Regions from separate parts of the Homo sapiens genome. Here regions 1 and 3 are each linked to region 2. Evidence: chromatin contacts called from ENCODE Hi-C data. All regions are on one chromosome and are shown on one strand. Each heading gives the region's core, a stretch centred on a gene start or an enhancer-like site at or near the end of the contact. The rest is flanking DNA. Distances are from core to core; before and after follow the strand shown.

Region 1 (4,450 bases), core at 195-2,694, 5.8 Mb before region 2:
AAAAACCAATGTCATTCCAACAGATGTTGTGACAACTGAAACGGGTATGGCTAATGCTGATTTTCTTCCGAATCTGTCTTCTACAGAAAAAACAGCAGAAAATACAAAGTCTCAATTTCAAAACTTAGGGCTTTGGATAACGGTGTCCCAAACCCACATAAACGCTGTCTCTTGAAAACCACAAGGCCGAACTTACGGAGCTAGAAGAAAGGTTGTGGAGCAAATCCGTCAAGTTTGTTAGGCGAGGCGGCTGGCGAGGGTGTCACGCTGAAACCCGGCGTAGCCGCGAGGATACGGAGGGGGCGGTGCGCTCCCTACGGGGCCGGGCTGCGTAACGATGCCCCGCAAATGGGGATCGGGACGCGTCCTTCCGTGCCTCCATCGTTCGCGCCTCGCTCCAGGAGCAAGAGGGGCAGCCCCGGCCACAGTCCCCGCGGTCGCAAGTGCGCCCGGAGGCCGACCCGGGCCCCTCACCACTAACCAAAATGAGCGCAGAAAACGAGTACCGCCCGCCGTCGCCACCGAAGCTGGCTGCGGAGCGCGACAAGCCCTCGCCGCGGCTCCGGCCCCGAGGGGTCCCCGTGCGCCCGGCATAGCCCAGGACAGTTCCCAGCGCGCGCCGCGGACTCGGGGGACAGCGCGCTCGGGGGCCGGCAGCCTCCAGCGTCCGCCCGGCCCCCACCGCCCAGTGCCCCGGCCCGAGGGACCCGCGCGCCCCAACAAAGTTGGCGCAGGCTCTCCGGGGACCGCCCCCCACACGGCCGGGTGCCCGCCGGCGCGCAGGCGTGGGACGCGGGGAAGGGCACGGGGCCGCCGTCGGGGCTCGCGGCCGCCCGGCTGCGCCCCGGCTTTGTTCGCGCCCCGCGCCCGCCAGCTGCCCGCGCCCCGTCCCCGCGCGCGCCCGCCCGCAGACCCGCCGCCCAGCGCCGCCGCTCCGGCCCGGCCCACCTTCTGGATGGTTTGCTGCGTAACCTCCCCTTTGCCTCTTGGCCGGGCAGACGCGAAGGCCACGGACATGGTGGCGGCGCGGGGCTCAGCCCGTGGTCATCGAGGTGGATACTCCGGCTGCGCTGGGCGGCCCGAGGCGCTCATTATCCGCAGTCGCGGAGGGGGGGAAGGGGGCGGGAGCGCGGGGGGCGCCGCGTCGTGGGCTCGTCCGCCCCGTCGCCGTCGCCGCGCCTCCGGGCCCGCGGCGCCGCCGCTCCGCCCTGCAGAACGGTCTGCGGCCCAGTGCCGAACGGTGGCCCCCGGCGACCCCCTCGCACCCAGCGCCCGGCCCTCGCCGGAGCACCGCCTCCCACCCCCGGCCACCGGTGGTTCGGCCTGACCCCGCCCCGGCGCGCGCCATCACGTCCGCCCGACGCCGCCTGACGCTGCCCGTCGCCGCCTGACGCCGCCCGTCGCCGGCAGCGCAGGACACGGCGCCGAGGGTGGGGCGCGGGCGTAGTGGCGCCGGGAGTCGCGGGTGCGCGCGGGCCGTGAGTGTGCGCTTTTGAGAGTCGCGGCGGAAGGAGCCCGGCCGCCGCCCGCCGGCATGAGCTACGACCGCGCCATCACCGTCTTCTCGCCCGACGGCCACCTCTTCCAAGTGGAGTACGCGCAGGAGGCCGTCAAGAAGGGCTCGACCGCGGTGAGGCGGCGGGGCCTGCGCGGGGCCGGGGACGCGGGCGGAAGTGGGGCTGGGGAGCCCAGAGAGGGCCGGGGCCGGGCGCGGCGCTGTGGGCGCCCGCGGGCGTGCGCGGGGCAGCGGCGCGGGCGGTCAGGGCTGTAGCTGAGCGCGGGCCCCGCTGCCGGTCTCCACGAGTGCCTGCAGAGGCGGCGTTTGGCGTGAGCCGCGAGCGCTCGTTCTCCCCACTCAGCGCCTCGCTTGGGGCCCGGCCTCGCGTGGGGCCCCGGGCACGGGGGCCGTGACGACGCCATCTTGAGCACCCCTGGCCCCGGCCGGGCGCGTGGGTCGCGCCGCCGCCCCGGCGAGCAGAGGCCGGGCGAGGGCCGCTCTGGGCCGCGGAGCGCGGGGGGTAGGCCGTGCGCTCGCTGGGGGGCTGTTCACGCAGCCGGGTGGCTGGGGAGCGAACTACTCAAACCCCCCTTATGGGGACCCCCACCCGCTCCGGGGCAACACTTATTCTCTAGGCCCAGGTGGGCTTCGAGAACAAAGCGGCTCGCTGGCCTGGCCGGTGGCGGGCGCCTCCCAGGTCTCCGCACTCTGCCGGGAGGAGCCTTCCCGGGGCCGGGCTGCAGCCGCCCGGGTCAGGACTGGTTTGGACGCGGCCGTTTCGTTTTGACGAGGGCTCGTGTACATTGACCTTAGTGACATTGTTTGAAACTTAAATTCGTACCATCAAGACGTGTCAGTTTAATTGGTCAGTCTGTGAGATCGTTATTCTTTTATCATCTGGTATTCAGAGGTTTGAGCAGGCAGAGAAAGCAGCACACACGGTTCTGTAAATTTTGATTTGTTTTCATTTTCTGAATCTTTGTTTTGAAATGAAGGCCCAGTATTCATCAGGTGATCTAACTCAGCTTAAAGAGGACTAGGAGTCGGCTGACCCCTGTACCCACCCCAATACTGCCACCCCCGCCAGCTGGCCGCCGCTGGCTTTAACGAACCCATATAGCTTCTCTGGGCCTCGAGTCAGTCGAAGGTCAAGTGAGTCAGTACCTGAGAAAGCTCCCAGAAAACCCAAACACTTCAGATCAATACTTCTCAGCCAGGGATGGTTTTGGGCCCACACGGAGCCACTGGCAGTGTGTGGAGACTTTTCCAGTGGTAAGACCTTGCAGAGGTGCTCTTGGCATTTGGAGGGTAGAGGCCAGGGACGCTGCTCAATATCCCACCCGTGCTCAGGGCGGCAGGCACAGGGAGATCCCCCTGCCCAGGTGCTCACAGTGCTGAGCTGGAGAAGCCCTGCTCTAAACCAGGAGGCGCTGTTTATCCCAATGATGGTTCCCTTTGTTTCTGGCTTGACTCGGGTTGACTGTCAGTGATTGTTCATGCTTTTAATAACAGCCATATCCTTCTCCAGCATCAGCCATAAACAGTTTGGGATAACACTTGACACCTTGTCCACTGACGGCAAATCAGGCCCCTTCTCATGGCTGTCACATGAGTATGTCACAGTGCAGGAAACAGTGCATTGTGGCTCAATATAATTTCACAACTACAGAAACACTGCCTTCAGAACACCAGACTTGAGTGAAAGTCTCAGGCTTCCAGGCTTTGCATGGGACTGATTCATTGGGTTGAAAGGAAACACATGCCGATTATATAATGGTTACTTACTAGCTATGTTGTAACTAAAACTACATCTCAGTATTTGAAAGGCCCAGGTTGGGCACCTAGGTGAGCACGCCTGGGCTAGCTCTACCAGCAGTAGATGAATACCCCTGGGTTTGCAGGATGTGGTGCCAGCCACAGTGACAGACAAGTAGAGGAGAAAGGGGTGTGGGTGAACGCACCTTCCAGTGGGAGCTGCTACCCGGAGTACGTACCCCCCAGGACCCAGGTTCAGATCTGCTCCTACTGCTCGCTGCCTGGCAGTAGAACCATGTATCACTTTTTTGGGAGGATAGGGTGGGGTGAGGGGACAGGGTCTTGCTGTCTCTGTCTCCCAGCCGTCATGGCTCACTGCAGCCTCCACCTTCCAGGCTCTAGCGATCCTCCCACCAGCCCCCACAGTAGCTGGGACTACAGGCTTCAGCCACCACACCTGGCTAATTTTTGTACTTTTTGTAGAGACAGGGTTTTCCCATGTTGTCCGGCTGGTCTTGAACTCTTGAATTTAAGTCATCCACCCACCTCAGCCTCCCAAAGTGCTGGAATTAACAGGCATGAGCCACTGCACCCAGCACTCATATCACTTTCTTACGTGGTTTGTGGATCTTAATTAAAGGTTGGTGTTCGAGGAAGAGACATTGTTGTTCTTGGTGTGGAGAAGAAGTCAGTGGCCAAACTGCAGGATGAAAGAACAGTGCGGAAGATCTGTGCTTTGGATGACAACGTCTGCATGGCCTTTGCAGGTATGAGTCGGTGGGGAGCGCTGTCTTACTCTCTAGAGTCTCAGCGAAGAATAGGGCTTTGGAGATTAACTTGGGTGTGTGGGCTATTGTGAGCCATATAAACTGAGTAAATGAAAATCATTTAAAAGAATTGGATTTGGACTTTTAAGTTGGCTAGTTTCTTTGGTGGCCTCTCTCTGCCATAGCAGGTGAAACAAATGGCTAAATGGATGAAAACACTTCTGGCTGCTGCGCAATTTGACCTCCACTGTTATTTTTCTGTATCAATCAGTTACAATCTAGAGAAAGGCTGGACTTTCTAGAGCTAACTGCATCTGTGGCATGGAGAGGACAGAACCACGTCCTGCCATCCCCAGCAGTAAAAAGGACCACACTGGTGGATGCAGGCCATGCCTCGCCATGTTCTCAGCGCTGTTTTGGTCTTGCTCAT
Region 2 (4,337 bases), core at 1,487-3,986:
ATTTCTCTAAGCCTGAGGTTCTTCAGCTGTTAAGTTACTGGAAGTTAAACACGGTGGTGCATATAAAGCCCTGAGCACAGTGCCTGGCATACAGAAATTGTTCAAGTCATGTTAGCCAGTGTTTACGGTACAATCTCTCACCAACTTTTCTTCTCCACCAAACTAGCTACCTATGATTTTTGTTCTTTATTGTTATCCCAGAATCTTCCATTACTTCTGTTAATTAAACATTGACTGGTACCTGCAATATGCAAGATAGCTGCTATTTTGTCAAGATCTAGACTGCTGGTTCCACTAGCTGAGCTGTATGTTTACTAATCTTTTATGCTCATTCTCAAAACCTGTTTTAAGGCAACTGAGCTTGTTACTGTAATTATATAATCTAATTAGACAGTAAATCAAAATATGAAGCAAAAAAAAGCAACTGTACTACAAAAACTCCAACCGAGTTAAATGCGTTAGAAAGGCTCAAAGGTGAGCTGCCCAATAAAATATTGCCAATCAAGGTCAAAACAATAAAAATGAAAAAAAAAACAGTAATAATCGGGAAGGATTGTGCATGCACTGACTTACAAGTGTCTAAGTTTTCCTTCAGTCTTAAGAGACAAAAAACTGTAAATGGTTTCTGGCTTATTCAAAAAAGAACTCCAACTGTTCAACATGATAATTTGCTTACCAAAAATCAATGCCTTTATGTATGTGTATGTTTGGACCAAGATTAAAAGGCTACAGGTGTCTGGGGACAGCAATAAAGAATAAAAGTGACCTCAGAGCCTGATTTCTTTTTTCTTTTTGAGACGGAGTCTCGCTCTGTCGCCCAGGCTTGAGGGCAGTGGCGCGATCTCGGCTCACTGCAACCTCCGCCTCCTGGGTTCAAGCTATTCTCCTGTCTCAGCCTCCCGAGTAGCTAAGACTACAGGCGCCCGCCACCACACCAGGCTAATTTTTGTATTTTTAGTAGAGACGGGGTTTCACCATATTGGCCAGGCTGGTCTCGAAACTCCTGACCTCAGGTGATCTGCCTGCCTCCGCCTCCCAAAGTGCTGGGATTACGGGCGCGAGCCACTGCGCCTGGCCCAGAGCCTGATTTCTTACACACTGTATGACACTGATGGTGTTAATAATAACCAATAACATTAAGCACTTCCTGCATGCCAGATACCGTCATGCTAAGTACTTTGTAAGCATCAGTTCACTGAATAAAATCATTCAATGTATTCAAGTATATGAAGTAGTACATGAACATAGTAGGTCTATGCTTGAGTAGAAAATCCTGGGACACAAATAAAGATGATGAAATGGGTTCAAGGAGGTCAGGACACCTACTCAACGTAAAAAGTGGCTGAGTTACTTGTCCAAGGTTAAAGCACACCAGAATTGCCAACTCCAGATCCCTGAGCTTAACCACTGAAGGAGTTCAGGAAATGCCAGCCCAAAACAAGATGCTTTGGCGGGCTGATTACCTTGAACTGAGGGCACCTGGAGAACAGCAGGCGGGAAGAGGCTTTCCCTGTGCTTTCCTTACCTGCCTAAAGTCTGACCCTCCAAAAATACCTCAATTGTCACGAATCCTTATAAACCAGGGAAGATTAACTCGGATCACATGAGAGATTAGAGGCTGACACCACCCAGAAGATCACCTATTCTGTCTGCATAACAAACTTGATTCACCATACATTTCCTCCGTTCACCGTCCCATAACTTGTGTTAGAGCTGCTTCCCGCCCCCCGCCCCCAATTCTCTATTCATTCCTTTCAGTAGCTCAGGATGCCATGTAGGCTTTAATCATCTGACTTCAACTTTTAGTCTCGTATTTTGTGGGACTCCTGTACGTAATTAAATATCGTTTTTCTCCCATGGACAATGTTCAGTTACCCGAAAAAAATGGGAGATTCTTAAGTACCAATAAAGAATGAAAATCACAAGTGGGTAGTCTGGCAAAGAAAAGTTGATGAGAGATTCTACTGTTAACGTTGGGTTAATATGACTCGAATAATTTCCGTATGCTAGCTCAATGCTTTACATGCACATCCTGTTTACCCTGCAGTAATCTGTTAATTCGTCTTATGTGAATTTAACTCTTAGTCCTAATAAGGTACCTGGAAGGATGGAGGGAAGCCATTTTTGGTTCCCCTACACCACTGTTCTATCCGGTCTCTTCACTTCTGCTGAGCACATCCCGGGTGTACATACACACACACACACACACATATGTGTGTGTATATATATGTATATGTGTGTGTGTGTGTATATATATATATATTTTAAGTGGCCCACCCCTAACTTCTCAACTCCCACAGAACGTTCACTCGCCAGGTAAACAGAAGCCTAATTATCCCCAATTTGCAGGTGAGCACACGAGGACAAGAACCCGATCCAGGACCGGATACATCGCAGTTGGAAAGGCTAGAACACAGATGCCCCCTCACTATATGCGCCGCGACCATCTGGATGCAGAGGCGAACTAAGGACTGGGTGGGAATGGAAGCGAGGCCCTTCGAGAAGAGGAAGGGGTGCAGGCCAAGCCGGGCAACTTAGGAAACGCAAAGTAGAGGCGCATGCCACCTTGCTAACTCTCGACTCTTCCAGTCTCGCCCCAGTCGTTTCTGTGGTTTTCTCTAAATGCCCCAGCCGACCGCACCAGCTACTCTCCCCGTGTCCCAGTACCAGCTGGTCCGGTTCTCTTGGTATCCCGCTCTCTCCTGGAAAAATGGAGGCGCGAATCCTGCCCAATCTACCGCTCCGAGCGCACGTTCACTGCGCACGCTGAAAGGGCGCCAAGCCGACCGCTGCGCTATCGATCGGTCCCACTCTCTCTTGCTTTTCTCGCCATCTTACTTACTGGCACGTTCAAAGGTTAGTTCACCTCCTTGGACTTTATCTCCAATGCGTCAAGCTTGACGTCAAGGGGCTGTTGCTTCACCGATAAATGGCCGACCGCGGAGAGCACCCTGGGGCTGGGACTGCCACAGGTCTGGCTGGCCGTTGGCTCCACCACTTCCGGGTTCTTAGGGAGCAAGTGCGCCTGCGCGCGGTGTGCGCCCTTAAACGCGACTCAAGGCGTCGGGTTTGTTGTCAACCAATCACAAGGCAGCCTCGCTCGAGCGCAGGCCAATCGGCTTTCTAGCTAGAGGGTTTAACTCCTATTTAAAAAGAAGAACCTTTGAATTCTAACGGCTGAGCTCTTGGAAGACTTGGGTCCTTGGGTCGCAGGTGGGAGCCGACGGGTGGGTAGACCGTGGGGGATATCTCAGTGGCGGACGAGGACGGCGGGGACAAGGGGCGGCTGGTCGGAGTGGCGGAGCGTCAAGTCCCCTGTCGGTTCCTCCGTCCCTGAGTGTCCTTGGCGCTGCCTTGTGCCCGCCCAGCGCCTTTGCATCCGCTCCTGGGCACCGAGGCGCCCTGTAGGATACTGCTTGTTACTTATTACAGCTAGAGGTACAAGGGGTTTGTTGAGTGGTGTTGACATGCGCGGGAGGGGTGGGTGGGCTTCAGATTGGATTTTGTCCTCCGAGATCACCTGGGTAAGAAAAGCACAGAAGGTCTCTGCTGTGTTGGAGTTCACGTTCTAGTGGGTGGGGAGACAGACGGTAAGCGTACGGAGAACTTGCAGCTGGGGTGGGTGTTACAGAGGAAAAGCAGGAGTGCGGTTTAACGGGGGCCGCTTTAGATAGAATAGCCTAAGAAGGCCCTTGTCCTGGCTGGATGAGTGGGTGAATTGATGAATGAGAACCTCCTTGCAGAGGCCTTCCCGGTCCGTACTTCTCAGACCGTAGACCTTGGAGCAGTTGTACCGGGATAACTTGCAGTGCTTGTTAAACATATAGCTCCACCGAGAGCCCGGTAAATCAGAATCTCTGAGGGGTAGGACCCAGGTGTCTAGTTATTAACAAACTCTCCAGATGATTCTTAGGTTTCATTGAGAACTAGGGATGCAGACCGGTGCATACAAATCGTCTGGGGACGTTAAAATGCAGAATCTGTTTTTTTAGACCTGGGGTTAGGCCTCAGAGTCTCCATTTCTAAGAACCATCCGGCTGAGGTAGACGTAGCCACTGTCCTTAACTCTCGTAATGTCTCTTCCTCTTCCGTAACCTTCCTTGTCCCTTGAATTAAACGTTTTTCAGCAACCTACTCAGTTCGTCCTTCCCTTCATCTCTGCAGACATGCACAGGTCTGAGGGAGGAAGGAATAAACCGTATAAACCTCCTGCGCTATTAGCCTAACAGCTTTTCTATTCAAAATAGTAGGACTTCTGGTTTGAACTGAATGGATCCTGTGAAAGTCATCTGGTTCTTCAATCTGGTTGCAGATTAGAGTCACCTGAAGGGCAGTCT
Region 3 (4,118 bases), core at 408-2,907, 5.7 Mb before region 2:
AGAAAACAAAGGGAGACAGGGTCCCAGGATTATGGACCTCTGACCCCGGCTTCCGCATCTATAAGGAATTGAGTCTACTAACCCCTAACCAGCAGGCTTCCAGGAGCGCCCAAGTCTCTTTCTAGCAAGCCTCTAGGGGCAGAGGTGGGTGGGACAGCAGCCTCTAACTGGTAAGACACAACTCCTGCTAACTCCTGGGCCTACTCTGGGCCTCAGCTTCTCTAACTGGGCTCTCCTGTAATAAGTGTAGTGAGGTTCCATGGCTGCAAGTGAGTGCATAGCCCTGGCATACTCAACAAGCTCCTGAAGCCACGCAGGAGACGGGCTTCAAAAGGAGACACTCCCTGTTTGGAATGAGTGCGTTCTTCTACACATGAAGTTCCCTGTGACCTAAGCAGCGTTTCAGACGCGTCTAGACACTTCAAGAACCCCTGGGAGCCTAGCGCCAGATCCAGCACACACACGGGCTTAGGCAGACGTGGCTCCACGGGCACTTTTCTCTGAGAGGCAGGGGAAGTGCACTCCCCGTCTTCTCTGGGTGATGAAGACAAAGAAACTCTGGACCACCCGCTGCCTCAACAACCTCAGAGATTCTGACTCTAAAGAGCCCCCCTCCTGTAAGTCCTCCAGCGGCCACAGCCGGTTACGAGCACCCACAGGCGGCTGTCACCAAAAGGTAAGCCCCACAGTGGGAAGGTCAGGATAGAGCAGGAGAACCGTTTAAACCGGGGCATCTGGCTGCCAACGGATGCTTCTGCCTTGGCAGGAGGCCGCATTAGGACGCGGTATTTGTTCAGGATCAAGGCCCCAGCTGTCTAATAAGTTCCAGAAAGGCTTGCAGGATTCGCGTGTTGTGACCCCACCCCCAGCCTTCGGGAGACGCCGGGACACTGGCCCCGCCACCCGACCTCGAGGCTCCCCCGCAGGGATCCCCCCAGGCTGGCGGGGAGGAGGCCCGCTGACGGGAGCCGCCCTGCTCCTCGGAGCTGGCACCTGCAGAGGTGGGCTGGGCGGCCGAGGGGGCGGCACCGCGGGGGCCGGGCCCGCCCCTCACCAAACACCGCCGGGCGCCCGCGCACAATCCCGCCGCCCTGGGAGCCCAGGGAGACCATTGTGCGGCCGGCTACGCTGGGGGAGGGTGGCGCGCGGGAAGGGGGCGCCTCGGGGGCGTCCGGGGTGAAGGCGCGGGCAGGGGATCTCGGGCCGGGTGTGCCCTGGGTGGGTTCTGGGCGGGGTCTGGGCGCCAGGCTCCGGGGCGCCCCGGGGCGGGGAGGGCACCGCAGGCCGGGGCTGTTGGCGGACGGGGGTCAGCGGGCTCGGGCGGGCGGCGGCCGCTACCTTTGGCGAGCGCCACGGTGGAGTTGTCGGTGTCGATGGTGTAGAGAATGCCCTCGTAGCGGATCTGCGCCTTGGAGATGAGGCTGATCTTGCTGCCCAGATACGGGGTGCCTGAGGAGCCGCTCATGGCGGCGGCCGGGGTGCGTCGGGCCGCGGTGGGGAAGGAGCGCCGGGCCGCGGCCCGCTCCGCCGCCGCGCGGTGGCCTGGCCGCCCGCTCCTGCGCTCCTCCGCCCGCCGCCGCCTCCGCCTGGGCGCCTCCTCGCCACCGCCCGAGGGGCCTGCGCGGGCACCGAGCGAACCAAGAAGGGGCGCGCGACTGGGGCTCTGAGAGGAGCGCGGGGGAGGAGGGGCCGCCGCAGCCACATCCGGGGCCTCGCGCCGCCACGCACCGCCACGCACCGCCCCTTCACGCTCGCCGCCCATTGGCTCGCCGCGCCCGCCGTCCTTTAAATATGGCCGGGCCGCCAGCTGGGGGGCGGGCCCTCGCGTCGTTCCTGCGCAGCAAGGCGCCGCTGGCCGGGGGCGGGTCTCCCCGGCGATCCGCCCCACCCTCGGCCGGCTCCCGGCGGGCCCCTCGCGGAGCTGGGAGCACGAGACTGAGCGGGCGGGGGGAGGGGTGGGAAGCGGCCCGGGAGGAGCGCGCGTGCGCGTGGGCGGGCGGCTGCGGTTTGCACGCTCAGTGGGCGGGACCGGGGAGGAGCGCCAGGCCCCGCCCGCGCGCGTGCCGGCGCCGCCCCGGACCCTGGGCGCCGCGAACACGGGGGCTTTGCCCCCTTGGCCTCAGTTTCCCCTCCTACAGAAGTGGGGTCCGGACGACTCCCCTATCTTGGGCCAGATGCGCCTATAGCCCTCACCCTCATGGGGGACCGGGGAGTGGCGGAGGCCCTGGGCGCCGGGTGTTCCCGGGCAGCCCCGGGACTCCCGCCCCAGTGCCCAGGTGCCGGCGGGGGGCGGGCGCGGCGGCAGCTCCCGGGAAGGCGGCGCTTCCGGCGTGGCAGCCTCTAAATATAACATGCTGAGCACACTTTCTCTTTTAATCCTGCCCCTCCTCCCAAAGCCTGCCGCAGCTTTCCATTTCCCTTAAAATAAATTCTGACTGGCTACCGGGGGCCTCGGAGCCTCCGCTCGTACCCGGGGCTGCGGCCCGGAGGCCTTGCCCACCTCCCCGGCCGTGGAGGAAGCTCGGCCGCCCGCCGTCGCTTAGCTGCGGGCCCTCCTCGCGTATACTCCGCGTGATTAGTGACCGAGGGCGCGCGGTGTGTGCTTTTTTTGCTTCCGTCTTGACCGTGAACATCATCAGATCACGGACCAATATTGGGTCCTGGAAAAAAAAAGTAGTGGGTGGTGACTATAAAAATGCAATAGGCTGGGCGCGGTGGCTCACGCCTGTAATCCCAACACTTTGGGAGGCGGAGGCGGGCGGATCACTTGAGGTGAGGAGTTCAAGACCAGCCTGGGCAAAATGGTGAAACCCTGTCTCTACTCTAAAAATACAAAAAAACTAGCCGGGCGTGGTGACAGACACGTGTAATCCCCAGCTACTCGGGAGTCTGAGGCAGGAGAATCGCTTGAGCCTGAGACGTGAAGATTGCAGTCAGCAGAGATCTCACCACTGCATTCCAGCCTGGGCGACAGAGCTAGACCCCGTCTCAAGAAAAATAATAATAAAAATGAAATAGAATAAGCTAGAAGATATCAGATGGCGTGGTGGGTGGCTCATGCCTGTAATCTCAGCACTCTGGGAGGCCGAAGCGGGAAGATCACTGGAGGCCAGGAGTTTGAGATCAGCCTGGGCGACATATGGAGACCCCATCTCTACAAAAAAAAAAAAAACTTTAAAAAAAATTGGGCGAGTGTGGGGGCACATACTTGTAGTTCCAGCTCCTGGGGAGGTGGAGGCAGAGGCGGGAGGATCACTTGAGCCCAGGAGTTGGAGGCTGCAATGAGCTGTGATTGGACTACTGCACGCAGGGGTGGCAGCAAGACCCTATTTCTAAAGGAAAAAAAGAAAATAATAGTATCTCGCATGGTGAAAGTAAGTATTATTTTGTGAAATATTTAATTCACCTGTTTGTGTAAGTGTGGACTTGGTAAGGACCTAGAATGTGTTTCTGACTATAATAAGAAGATCTTACCTGCCCTGCAGGGTAGACGCTGTGACTCCCCATTTGACAGAAGGGGAAACAGAGGCCCAGCACGGGGGAGTCACGCAGAGAAGTTGCAGTCTGGCCTGGTGGCATCCTCCACAGGCTTGGGGCCGCATCACACTGTCTCTTGTCTCTTCACAAAGGTGAAGCCAACCTGCTCCCACCAGAGCCCGGCAATGGCCAGTAAGAGAACAGTGATGAGTTTAAGGAAGGGGACACAGGAAGCAGAAGAGAAGAGGGAAAATTCAGTTTCATCTGCCAAGATTGACCTGTACATTCTAGAATTGCTTCTTGGCTCCTGGAACATCATATGCAGGAAGAGAACAGAGACAGCAAAGCCATGGAGTCAGCCCAGCTCAGGGAGGAGAGGTCTCCAGCGACTGGGGCATCTGGCCCTGGGAAGCGCGACCCAGACTCTCAGCTTCTCAACACAGCACATCCTTCCCCACTTGGATATACAGGGTGCACCTGTCAGGAGGAGGTGCCAACCAGGTCTCCTGAGTGAGCTGGCCTGGTGATCCCATGTGGAGTCAAAGTCCTTCTGTCCCCCCACCCCACCCCATTTTCCAAGTAAGGAAATCCAAGGTCACAAATCCTGTACTTCATGCCTCCTAGTTTCTGAGCCACAGGCT

The links. A loop is a pair of places that touch in the nucleus more often than their neighbours do. Pooled maps may share reads with other maps.
Region 1: a loop to region 2 is called in a pooled map, with 18 times the contacts of the local background. The contact joins the promoter of PSMA7 here to the promoter of CSTF1 in region 2. A Hi-C loop is called at or near these places in 2 of 37 single-sample maps with no recorded cell type and 5 of 50 pooled maps.
Region 3: a loop to region 2 is called in a pooled map, with 28 times the contacts of the local background. The contact joins the promoter of LSM14B here to the promoter of CSTF1 in region 2. A Hi-C loop is called at or near these places in 2 of 37 single-sample maps with no recorded cell type and 9 of 50 pooled maps.

Annotation. Positions count from the first base shown.
Region 1 is chr20:62,140,388-62,144,837 of GRCh38, reverse strand. PSMA7 (proteasome 20S subunit alpha 7) reads left to right here and starts at 1,444. Exons shown (of 7, transcript NM_002792.4): 1 at 1,444-1,630; 2 at 3,894-4,020. The coding sequence starts at 1,535. It overlaps SS18L1 (SS18L1 subunit of BAF chromatin remodeling complex), which reads right to left and starts at 1,069. Exons shown (of 11, transcript NM_198935.3): 1 at 949-1,069. The coding sequence starts at 1,017. RefSeq lists silencers at 593-642, 673-732, 853-1,562, 1,603-2,242.
Region 2 is chr20:56,391,044-56,395,380 of GRCh38, reverse strand. CSTF1 (cleavage stimulation factor subunit 1) reads right to left here and starts at 2,736. Exons shown (of 6, transcript NM_001324.3): 1 at 2,668-2,736. AURKA (aurora kinase A) reads left to right here and starts at 3,166. Exons shown (of 9, transcript NM_198437.3): 1 at 3,166-3,213. RefSeq lists an enhancer at 2,781-3,020.
Region 3 is chr20:62,120,014-62,124,131 of GRCh38, reverse strand. LSM14B (LSM family member 14B) reads right to left here and starts at 1,657. Exons shown (of 9, transcript NM_144703.3): 1 at 1,339-1,657. The coding sequence starts at 1,465. It overlaps LOC105372706 (a long non-coding RNA gene), which reads left to right and starts at 448. Exons shown (of 3, transcript XR_936963.2): 1 at 448-676. RefSeq lists enhancers at 81-768, 769-1,457, 1,458-2,145 and silencers at 809-1,348, 1,509-2,598.